Linked DNA regions of Homo sapiens: region 1 is linked to region 2. The links are chromatin loops, found by intact Hi-C in ENCODE. Cell type or tissue: endothelial cell of umbilical vein. All regions are shown on one strand. Each heading gives the region's core, and the rest is flanking DNA. Links, peaks and the distances in the headings are about the cores only.

Evidence for each region. Hi-C counts contacts between places; a loop is a spot of excess contacts. Peaks named below come from ENCODE experiments on the same cell type or tissue, not always from the same donor. Only the 100,000 strongest peaks of a DNase experiment are listed, where the experiment ranks them.
Region 1: it touches region 2 in a loop (4-fold over the local background); 1 of 110 quality-filtered maps calls a loop at or near these places.

The regions. Positions count from the first base shown.
Region 1 is chr7:13,055,271-13,061,131 of GRCh38, reverse strand. All of the region lies in intron 2 of LOC105375158 (a long non-coding RNA gene), which reads right to left. Among named protein-coding and RNA genes, the nearest start is that of ARL4A, 370 kb to the right of the region's middle. RefSeq lists enhancers at 3,142-3,201, 3,332-3,431. In endothelial cell of umbilical vein, for the core only: no CTCF peak of the experiment used is centred there; a DNase peak (open chromatin) is centred at 3,541; H3K27ac peaks cover 1,268 bases.
Region 2 is chr7:12,725,776-12,731,636 of GRCh38, reverse strand. No RefSeq gene overlaps it. Among named protein-coding and RNA genes, the nearest start is that of ARL4A, 41 kb to the right of the region's middle. RefSeq lists an enhancer at 2,010-2,533. In endothelial cell of umbilical vein, for the core only: no CTCF peak of the experiment used is centred there; DNase peaks (open chromatin) are centred at 2,326, 3,316 and 3,956; H3K27ac peaks cover 2,761 bases.

The DNA of each region.
Region 1 (5,861 bases), core at 456-5,455, 330 kb before region 2:
CTGTACTTACACGAGTGTTATCATGAAGCTCTGCGAATGCTGGCATCTGCACACTTAGCATATGCCTTCAATAAAGACTTTGACATTAAGAAGAGGCTCACACACACATATCTGGTTTTATTTTTACTTTCAAAGTCATTTCTTAAAAAGTATAGTAACCTATACTTAGGGCAACTGCATATCTCAGTTTGCCCCAGACAAGAACAAGTTACGCCTTTTTTTTCCCATCAGAGTAATTATCACCAGTGTCGCTTCACTTTCAAAATGGTCTCACTTAGACAACACATTAGATAGGCTCACCATACATATAAGGTTATTTATTCTCCCCAGCCTAGTCTGTCGGCACTCTTTATAATAAATAAGAACTCAGTGGCTCGTCCTTTTAAATTTCAGAAGTATTGACATCCATTATGATTTCCACTCATATGTTTTTCTCCTAATTCTCTAAACCAATGTCTATATAATTACATCTAAAATCTAGCAAACTTCTGCTTCAACAATATGGTAGATTAGATATTCTGCACAACCCTCCAATGAAACAATAATGCAGTATAAAATATATATTTAAAAAGTCATTCTAAATGCAACACTGAACTGACATCAAAGTATGAAAAACACAGAGCTTCAAAATGAAGTACAACCCAGAACGCTGAGATGTAACCTAGTGTCAAATACTCTTTCACCCTTAAAGTTTCTGCTAGACCCTGCCAAGTGGATTTTGGTAACTTACAGAAGGTAAAGCCCTGGACCTGCAAAATGCTGACACATCAGTGATCTAAGAAACAAACACTGGGTATTCAAGTTACTATTATTTCAACTTTTCTCTAGGTTGAAACATTAAAAAAAACTAAAAAGTTGTAGAGAAAAGTTCACACACAGGCAGACTGGATATTAAGGTGATAGTTACTTTTGGGAAGAAGTGAAGAAATGGGCACCGGGAGGTTCCTGACAAAGTCCCATTATTTTACTTGAATGATTAGTGTCTTTAGCTTTTAATAATTCATAAGGTCAATTTTTGACTTAACACACTTTTCTACAGGTAACTTATATTTCCATAAACATTTTTCAATGTCAAAAATATTGAAATAACGTGGCCTTTATTTGATAGTTTTCCCCAGTCTCTGACACAATTTCTTTTCTGGAGAAACTATCTATAAATCAAGTCTTAAAGAATCTTCACACATAAGTTCTCAAGGAAAATGAGAACTCAGAGTCTTGAAAATTTACAAACACAGCAGGAAACTAAGCACCATAAGAAAAAAACAACTAAAACAAAAAGCCAATGATACAGACTCTCACAATTTAGACATAAATTGTTAGACATAGATTATAGGTATGATTTATATATCTGAAGAAATAAAAGATAAGCTTGAAAATATAATCAGCAAAAGGGGAGAGTTAAAAAATAAATTACATATTATATGTAATATAATATGTATATTATATATTATAAATTATATATTACACTTAAAATAGCATATATATTTGTACACATGATAAATATAAAGACTCAAATAAAGATTTTAAAAGATGTTTATTCCAGCTTTTTAAAAAAACTGAATTACTAGAAACTAAAGAAACTAAATTGCTATAGTTATTGGAATTAACATTAATATGCTAGAAGATTATTTCTAGGAGGTTAGTCTGAAAGATGAAGGGAAGAGGACTTTTACCTATTTCCATATTACAAACTAAAAACAATTACATAATGCAGAACAATTTTAGCTTCCATTTTGTGTGCCTCTTACTTCTTGAATATATTCTCTTAAGAAGTGAAATCTAGAAAAAAATTATCAAATTGTAGAAAGTCCAGGAGGATCTGGCCTAAGAAAATATCACTGGACTTGGTGATTCACTGGACAAATGGAAGAAATAAAATTGCAGTGTTAGAATATGCTGAGAGGAGGTGGAAGTAGCATGTAGAGGCCATTCATGTATGAATAACTATTCATGAAAGGATAACTTGATGATTGATAAAGACAATAAAACCAAGTGACCTTTTAAGAGGCTGGTATATTTCAAAATTGAAGGAAGAATCCTAGACGGGAGATTTTTGAGGATTATGAAAAGAAAAGGAAAGACTGACAAGAAAGTAATGGATGAGAAGAATATAAAAATATGGCAAGACAAAGCTTGGAAATAAGGGTGAAGAAAACTTTCTCTAAAATGAAAGGAAAGAAAAAGATAATGGAAGAAAGATATGAAAGTAGAAATAAACAGAACTAAATGAGGTGTAGTTTAAGGTTTGTGGCCTCAATCTTCTCATTATGTAGATAAACAGGAAAGTCATTCTGGGAAAAAGCAGAAACTACGGTTTGATGGAGCCAATTTTTTCTTGGTAAGTAGGTAATGGTGATCCCAGGCACTGACGTAAGTGATCAATGCCCTGTGAGGCTGTTCTAGGCTCAGAAGAAACATATCCTTAAATGATTAGCTCTGTATAATCATTAGACTGCACACTTACAATATCTATATTGAATTTTCTGTTTTTCCTTATCACCAGGCAAGGAAACAAATCATCTGTTTTTTTGTTTGTTTGTTTGTTTTGAGGTGGAGTCTCGCTCTGTCGCCCAGGTTGGAGTGCAGTGGCGCAATCTTGGCTCACTGTAACCTCTGCCTCCTGGGTTCAAGCAATTCTTGCGCCTCAGCCTCCCAAGTAGCTGGGACTACAGGCACGCGCCACCACACCCAGCTAATTTTTGTATTTTTAGTAGAGACTGGGTTTCACCATATTGGCCAGGCTGGTCTCAAACTCCTTACCGCGTGATCTGCCCCCCTCGGCCTCCCAAAGTGCTGGGATTACAGGCGTGAGCCACCACAGCTGGCCCACATCATTTGTTTTACGAAGGCAAATTAATGAGATAATAAACAAGATAGACAAATAACACTGCCAAGTTCTTTTAAAGATAAAGTAAGTACCGCCATGGCGAATGAGACAAGTTATTGTGCGAGTGGAGAACAGAGAGCACATGGGGGGAGAAAGAAAGATGAGAATTAAAGAGAAGCAAGAAGGTCAGAGACAAAGACATGAAGAGAAGCAGAAGGAGAGGGAAATAGAAAAGTGGAAACTGTTGACTAGAAGACCCACATGAGGAGAAGCAGAAAGAAGGAGGAGGAACAACAGAGAAAGAAAAAGAAGAAAACTGCAATGAGTAAAACCAGGGAGCACAAATTGATAGGGAAACAGTAACAGCTGAGCAAAGTGAAAGAGAAAGGACAAAAAAGGAAATGAGTTGATATTTATAGAATGCTTACATTTTGCCTTAACTTTCATAAAAAAATCTATGAGGTAGGTGCTATGATGTCTGCATTTTATAAAGTTCTCATGCACGGAGAGAAGAATTCACTTTCTAAGTTTACAAACCATTATAGAATATGTAAATTTAGGTCGTTGGATTTCTGTGTTTTTAACCAATAATGTCATACTACAAGAAGCAAGGGGATGAAGAAAAAGGAAGTGAGACAAAATATGACTTTTGTTGTTTTCTTGGACTGGAAGCAGTTTGCCTCTGCACAAACTCCTGCCCTTTTCACATCTCATAAGCCTGTCCATCTTTCCACGCTCGTCAGTTCTTCCTTTTCAGTGACTAACAAACTTTTATCTATAAGCGGAAGATCAAATCCTGTCCAAAAACCAGACCAGGAAACTCCCTGGAAATGAAGACAATAACCAAGTTAGTTTCTTGGAAGCTAATGATAATTGTCCTTCTTGGTTCTAACGAACCTCACTTTCGTTTAATCAAGCCCTGTTCAGGTTTAACTGGGAAAGATTTCATGACTGCTAAGGCCAGTGCAAATTTTGATGTCTAATTTCCACATTATATTTATGTTTACTAAACTGACAAGCAAATAACCTAACAGGTTCAAGTCTTTATGAATAATAAAGGATGCATTAAAATCTTAGGTATCATTTTGGAGGAAACTGATAAAATAGTTGAAGCAACGCTTATATGACCACAATGGTTATGACATTAAGGATTTTATAAAATAGGCTTTTTTTCCCTCAGAAGAAAGAATAATTTGGAAAAGACTGAAAATAGCCTGCTAGCAGATTCTAACAATCTCAATCCCAGTAAAGCAGAGATTTGGTTATAGAAACAAGATGAAACTGCTTGACCACATTCTCTGCTACTGTTGCACTGGGATTACCTGATTATTGAGCAGGGTTTGATCACTACTTCTCACTGACAGCTTCCCAAAATTAACATGAAAGAAACAATGACCTGATATTCTAGCTAAACTGTATCTTAGCTGTAATATAAACTTCTTTTATTTATTATCTCGATTAGAGTTTGAATATATTATCAATTATAGGTCCTTTGCTTTTCTTGTTGGTCTCTCTCTCTCTCTTTAATATACACACAAACACACACACATTATTCTTCACACATTAGCCTAGACATCAGCAGATTTGATGGGTGCTTTCAATGTTTTGTTTCAAATTATTATTCTAGATAATTCCAGTTTACAAAGAGAACTGAAAATACAGACTAACTGAAAATCCCTTGGACGACCAAATTAATATACATATATATTGCAAAAGCCAGTTTCAGCCTTCCCACTCAAGGTTAGGTATCTGGGATTATTTATTGCATTTAGTATCAGATTATTATATTGATTAGACCTACGGAGTTTAGTATTTTGCCTACTCAACAGCATCTCAATAAACAGCCTATCTTCTAAATAATATCCAGGATCTATGTTGTGTAAGGAAAAATGAAAACGAAAAAACACTCCTATCAAAATGAACCTAAATATAGGAAATTGTTGGACTGACACAGTTATGTACTGTATGGGTTAGCTGCCTCTTGATTCTCAGCTTTATTTCTATCCTATGCTTCCTGTGTAACTCAGGAGGCTAGAAAGGTACACACTACATTTCCCATTTGCTGGGAAACTCTTGGTTAGTTTCTACAAGTGGTCGCTCTGACAGGAAGTAGGAAGACAGACAGAAGCAAGATTTTTGTTCTGCTTTTCATAGCCTTGCAGCACAAGCAACAGCAATAACAGATGGCTGTGGACTACTGTGGGCAAATGTGGGTCTAGTAACAACTGCAAGTGACTGTTGGCTTTAGAATTTTTGCTGATTAGCTGCATCAGGAGGCTAAGATTTTATTTAGTAGCATCAATAAGGTTCCAGCAGCAACACTAAAAACAACAGTCATACTGCTTGCTAGCAGATTAGCACACAGTGAGTTTGTAAGTTCCAGCCTACTGGTTCTCTCCCGCCTAAAATTAGGCTTGGTTCTAGGGATCAGAACAGGGCTCTATGGAAATTTAATAGCCCCTATCATAGGTAGAGAAAACTAGATATGGCTTAACATTCACAAGTATTTGTTAATATGTTTTTCTACACAATGGTAATCCAGCTCTTTCATAGCTGACTTGGGGTAAGAGTGTAGCAGACGATGATGATACCTGAGATCATGATTATGGATCAGGAAGGTGGAAAAGGAATAGCCTCAGGAAGCAGCAGGCATAAACGAGATAGAATAGGAAGCAGAAACCTGAAGCAACACCGAAGAAGGAAAAGAACAACTAATTGGAGTTTTGCATAATAAGTTGGAAACTATCTAGAGGATCGTATTTTTATATAAATCAAGCATTTGTTCACAACCCTAGAGAATGCCAGCTCCATTGCACTTTTTATAACATTGATACATACTTCTATTTATAGTCTGTTTTTCTTATAGTCTGTTTTTCCTGTTTGTTTGCTTTTTTTTTTTCAAAGTAGGCGGAGGTAATAGCCATTTGGCTGGCAGTGCAACTACCCAAATTGCTACTCTCAAAAGGAGAAAAGGTAGTTAAACACAGATGTAGGGTACTGTGTCATGGTAATGAACGTAGAGCAACACTATATT
Region 2 (5,861 bases), core at 407-5,406:
TTCTTCTCCTTAAAGGGCAACCCAGCTTTTGTCTTTGCAAGTTCAAAGCTTAGTGAGAGATGTGCCTAAACATGCTGTTTTGGGGATGTTTCCCAGGTCACCCATATCCTGTTTACTTCTAATAGAGTCTGCCTTGCCCCATGCATGCTGTTTTCCTCCTGGTGTCTCAGCACTGCCCTCCCCTGCCTGACTCAAGTTCACTTGATAGAAATAACCTAGAATGGGTGTTTGTGTAAAGTTTGCAGGACATCTCCTTAAACTGAAACCCAAAATATCCAAGTCAGCATATGTTGTTGGTACATGTGAACTCTGAATCTGTCTCCCTAGATGCTAACCTTTTGTTCTAAGCTCCAGAAGCCAGCATGCTCTACCTTTCTCTAAAGGTTGAGATCAAAAGTAGCCCTTTAAAGGGTGAGGAGACGAGGAATGAGGAGGGTGACAAAGGAGTGGACCTTAAAAAATAGGTATTTCCCCAAGAGGGAAAGAACTGTGGGGCAGGCATGAACAAAAAACACAGGGATCCTGAAAATCTGGATCCTGTTTTTCCACTTTGCTGCTAGCCATGACAATTTGGGGGCTGTATGCTACTTTCTACCCTCTTTAATCTGACTGGGAGGGATTGTGAGTCTTCCTTCAAGACCCTTGTCAACCTCCTGAAGCAAACCCTAAATTTTTTACTTTATTTTATTTGATTGAATGTTGATGATCTATAACTGCATATATTTATGAGCTACAAAGTGATGCTATGATACCATATGGAATGATTGAATCAAGCCAATTAACATATCCATCATATCAAACATTTATACCTCCTAACTGAAACACTGTCTTCCTTGACCAGTATTTCCCCATTTCCACCAGCCCCCAGCTTCTGTTAACTACCATTCCACTCTCTGTTTCTATGAGTTTCATTGTTTTAGATTACACATAGAGTGAGAACATGTGGTATTTCTCTTCCTGTGCCTCGCTTACTTCACTTAGCATAATGTCCTTCACGTACATCCCTGTTGTTGCAAATGACAGAATTTCTCTCTTATTAAGGTGAATAGTTGTTTTCCATTGTGCATATGTACTACATTTTATTTATCTATTTATTTGTTGATGGACACTTAGGTCCATTCCACAACTTAGCTAACTCTCTTTTCCAGCCCAGGCTTATGATGTCTCCCTGTTCCTCAGTGTTTGCATAATGATGGATTAAAAAAATTACAATAACAGGTGACATTTGGTGGAAAGAGGACTGTAGCTAGAGACATAACATATGGATAGATGTCCTAGATCTGTCAATTAGAAGCTGCATAACTTTAAGCATATAATTTTTTGTGCTATGGTGGCTTTGAGTAAAAAAGAAAAAAAAAGTTTGCTAAGAATGGGAGGTCTTATAGGAACTTCAGTTTACTCTTCTATAAAATGTGATTTTTAAAATTCTCAATTTAGGGTGAAGAGAGAGTTCTTGGGAGGTGCTGTTATGAGATGAAATTCTGTATGTGAAGTACCAGTACAACCTTGGCACATTACAGTTCAGTGGAACTCAGAGGTTTTCTCCAGGGGGGGGTCTATGAATGCCATGATTAGTTAGCCAAGATCCCTGTCTTCGTGGACTGTACCTTCTAGAGACTGTGTCGGTTATTTGGAGGAGTAACTGAAATAACATACTTCAAAGTGCTTGGTAAACTAAAGACTTTTTCATGTGTTGTTTTTTAAATTAAAATGTCCTCTCAAAAATATAACTTCAGGCTTGTACATTTATCAGATGTCAGTCCTCTTCACTTGTGGTAATTTCATACAGAGTAATAACAAAATTGCTGAGAGATTCAAAATCCAAATATAGAAGGCAGCAGTTGCTTATTTAATGCAATGAAATGCTAATCCTTGCATTTTTTATTGTTTTATTTGTTTTAGTCTTTATAATCCCAAGTATAGTGCTAAGTCTTTTGGAAATAAGAAAGAAACTAAAAGAATATATCTATTTTTAGCTTTCTGCTAAGCTATTTCTTGCTCTCCTGTAGTTATTCCAAAATTGGTTGCAGTTTTATTTAAATAATTCTAAGAGGAAAAAAATAAACTTGTAAAATAGAATATTAAATGCACACTACCAAATTTAATTGATTTTTAATGCAAATATAAGTAGTACAGGCCATGCTAAACGTTTATTACCAACTGTTTGCAAAACAATCTGTTTACCCCATTCCGAGCTTCAACCTGCCTTAGACCCTGCTCAGGTAGCCCGACACCCAAAGAGGGCAAGATAGGCTTCCTCCCACAACACTCAGGCTGCCTGTTGGCTCAGCTGGGGCCACCCATTGTCTGGCTAATGGAATCCTGGAACCCAGCCAGAGCTGCAGCCTGCTTGCGAGGTTTAGTTCTGTTTTTGTTTTTAATGATCACACACATTTTGGCCTAAACTGCAAACAGAAGATAGTGGGGCGGGAGTGGGGCGGTGGTGGGGAAGAGGGGCGGGAGTGTAGTCTTATTTTATTTAGAAGAGGAAATCCAAAAAAGTGAGCTCTGAATACAGTTTTTTATGTTGTAAGAAATAAGTTTAGGTAAATGATTGAAATCGAAAACATGGCAAAGAAAGAAAGAAAAAATGGAAGAAGCCCAGCATCTCAAATTGTATCACAACAAACTGTCAGAAATATCACCAATAAATACACAGCCTTATGAGTAGACTCAAATTTTTAAATTACCAAAAATAAAAAAGTCAGCCTGGGCTGGGTACAGGGGCTCATGCCTGTAATCCCAGCACTTTGGGAGGATGAGGTGGGCAGATCACGAGGTCAGGAGTTCGAGACCAGCCTGGCCAACGTGGTGAAACCCCATCTCTACTAAAAATACAAAAATTAGCCGGGCGTGGTGGCATGTGCCTGTAATTCCAGCTACTCTGGAGGCAGAGGCAGGAGAATCACTTGAACACGGGAGGCAGAGGCTGCAGTGAGCCAAGATCACACCATTGCACTCCAGCCTGGGCGACACGAGCGAAACTGTCTCAAAATAAAATAACAAAAAATAAGGCCTGAAAATAAAAAGGGTTTTAATTTTGCTTACAATTTCTAGACTTTTTAAAGTTTTATGAACAGTTATTCTTTAAACTACATTCATGGTGTTTGTGTGCGTGTGTGTATACAATTTAATCACATCAAAGAATTCACATAGATGAAAACTCTAAGAAATTACCTTCCAAAGATGATGTCAGCAAGTGAAGAGGGAGTGTACATAGCTGCTTGTTTTTTAGTAAACTACAATTTAAGAGTCCTGAAAGGCAGATGGCTGGCTGTCAGGAAATGAGCTTAGTCAAAGGAAATGGGAGATGTCTGGTTCAGGGGATTTGAGGAAGGCTATTACCAATGGGTGCTTTTATTTTGCTTTCCACTCTAAGTCAGGATACATGCTTTGTTGTTCCCATGTACGAAAAAGAAATACCAAGGTGATAAGATAACATCTGGGACAGTACAGGGCTCCAAGTTTCTCTATTATATATAGAAAGCTGTTCACTTGCATCTTTCTTGGTTTGGGCCAAAACACTATGCTGGAAGAGGAGGGGAATATTAATAATGGGTTGAGCACTGATGAGAGATTGAAGCTGGGCAACTATTCTCTGGTCTAGGAATTTGGAATTGAGACACTGAAAGGCCACATTGAATCATCTGCCAGGATTTTCACAGACAGGCCAGATTCACAGGGACGTGTGATGGTGTGTCAGTGGTAGCTGAAACCCCCTACAATCCATCCCAAATTAATACACGGTCTAATTTAAAACAGTCAGCTCGCAGCTTCTGTACAAGTCCTATAACACTCCAACTACAACTACCACAAATTTTTGTTCTTTTACGCTTCCTATATGGAAATGTTTATAGGAAATTAGTCTCCAGAGACCGAAGAATATAGCAGACACACGTGGAGAAGCTGGGACAAAAAATCATGTAGCTCTAGGGAGGGAGAAAAACAGAGAGTCACTTCCTGACAAATGTCCAGTTCGCGTGAGGCCAGCTATATGTGCTGCACTTTTCTTTCATGAGAGTCCCCAGGGTGCTTACAAGAAAATTCCCAAAGCAGGTTGTGTGGGAGTTTGTAGCATGCAACCTAATAATTTCTCACCAAAACATAGATGGGACTTAGAATGAATGAGACAAAATATACTTGGAAGTGTTTTCACTAGGGAAAAACCTGTGGCTGAAGACAAGGATGTAATACCACTTTTCCAGAGTTTAGTAGTTAGTTGGCCTTAACAAAACTGGGATGCATCTTATCTCCAAGACTGAGCCATAGCCACATTCCTTGCGTTTTGTGTTACCTCCTCTGGAGGAGCCAGCAGATTTTGCCTATCTCTGGAAGTTCCAATTATTACAAGAGACTAGCATGAGTTCTAGAACTGCTCTCCCTTTGGGCTCTACTCCAAAACTGAACTTCATTAATACCTTAAAGCCCACATCCACCCATCTTCCCTTTCTCATTCACTCCATCCTACCCCACCCTGCATTAAAACTTACATTTACTCAAGAAAGCTGATTTCAGCTTACTGGTAGAAGGAAAACTATTGAAAAAAAGGTTCAGTTTAAGCTAAATAGTGGCAACAAGTGTTAACCCTTTCAGGCAAATTAAACAGCTTTAAGTGGCTTGTAAAGCCAAAGGAGCAAATTTCTATTGATGAAATTTCTATGGAGATAGTTTTGGTCGAGGCCTTCTCTCGTTTTATACTGTGCACAAAAATTGACTATTTTGTTCTGAACAAAGGCAACTCTAAGTAGACTTATGACTTAATGGAAGCAGTACTTCGATGACATGATACCTTCAAGGAAGGCCACCTTCCCAATAGGTGGAGGGAGGTGTGGAGTAGTGGAGAAAGCCAACCAAAGAGGAGTCCACTGATGCTACCTGGGCTTGAGGAGGGGTTGGGGGAGCTGCAGCAGATACGATAAGTGATGGGTCATTTTTAAAATCAGCCACTTGGATACAAAGTTGATCTGCTTTAAATGATTTAAAGTAAATCACTTGAGGATAAAAGCAGTGAGGCACCCTGGAAAGAGAACAGTCCCTACAGTTAGGAAGAAACACCAGACCCCACAATTTACTGTACAAGGGACTCTGGACACATTATTTAACCAAACCTAACCTGATAGGCAGTTTCTTCATTTCAAAAATACATAATTAGAAGATTTGAGATAGCTTGCTGCGTATATTAGACACTCAATAAATTGAAATATATAAAATAATTACTTACTATGTATATCCTGGGGGAAGAGCTAATGTCAGAGGCACAGTGAAGTAATGGTGACCTAGGGCTCGATTTTTCTCTCTTCATATTTTCTATCTAGCAGCTGGTTAGCAGTTATTACCAGAATTAACAACTTCAACAAATTCTACTTCTTCAACAAACTCTTCTTCTGACTCTAACTACAGCAACCTTTCTTTCTCTCTTTCTTTTCTTTCTTTCTTTTTCTGTCTCTCTTTCTTTCTTTCCTTCTTTCAAAACTTAAGTGTAGATAGAAATGAGCTATTTATAGCCACTACACTAGGCTGAAAATCTTGGAACCAATGTGGGTGCTGGGATGGGCCTCCAAGATTCAAGCCAATGTTAAAGGTGTATAACTAATTAAGAGGCTGGGTTCTAATAAATTACCCATTTATTTCAGCTGTGTGGGAGTAGCTATGGGGGTAAATAAAGGGGGTAAATAAGCATCAAAATGAGGAAAGGTGCAGCTGTTGACAATCTGATGACCTGCTTCAAGTCAGAAAGAAAAAGGTAAAGATTTTCTTTGCAATTAAAAAATAAGAAATTGCTGGGTGTGGTGACATATGCCGGTAGTCCAAGCTACTCAGGCGCCTGAGGCAGGAGAATCGCTTGAGCCCAAGAGTTCAAG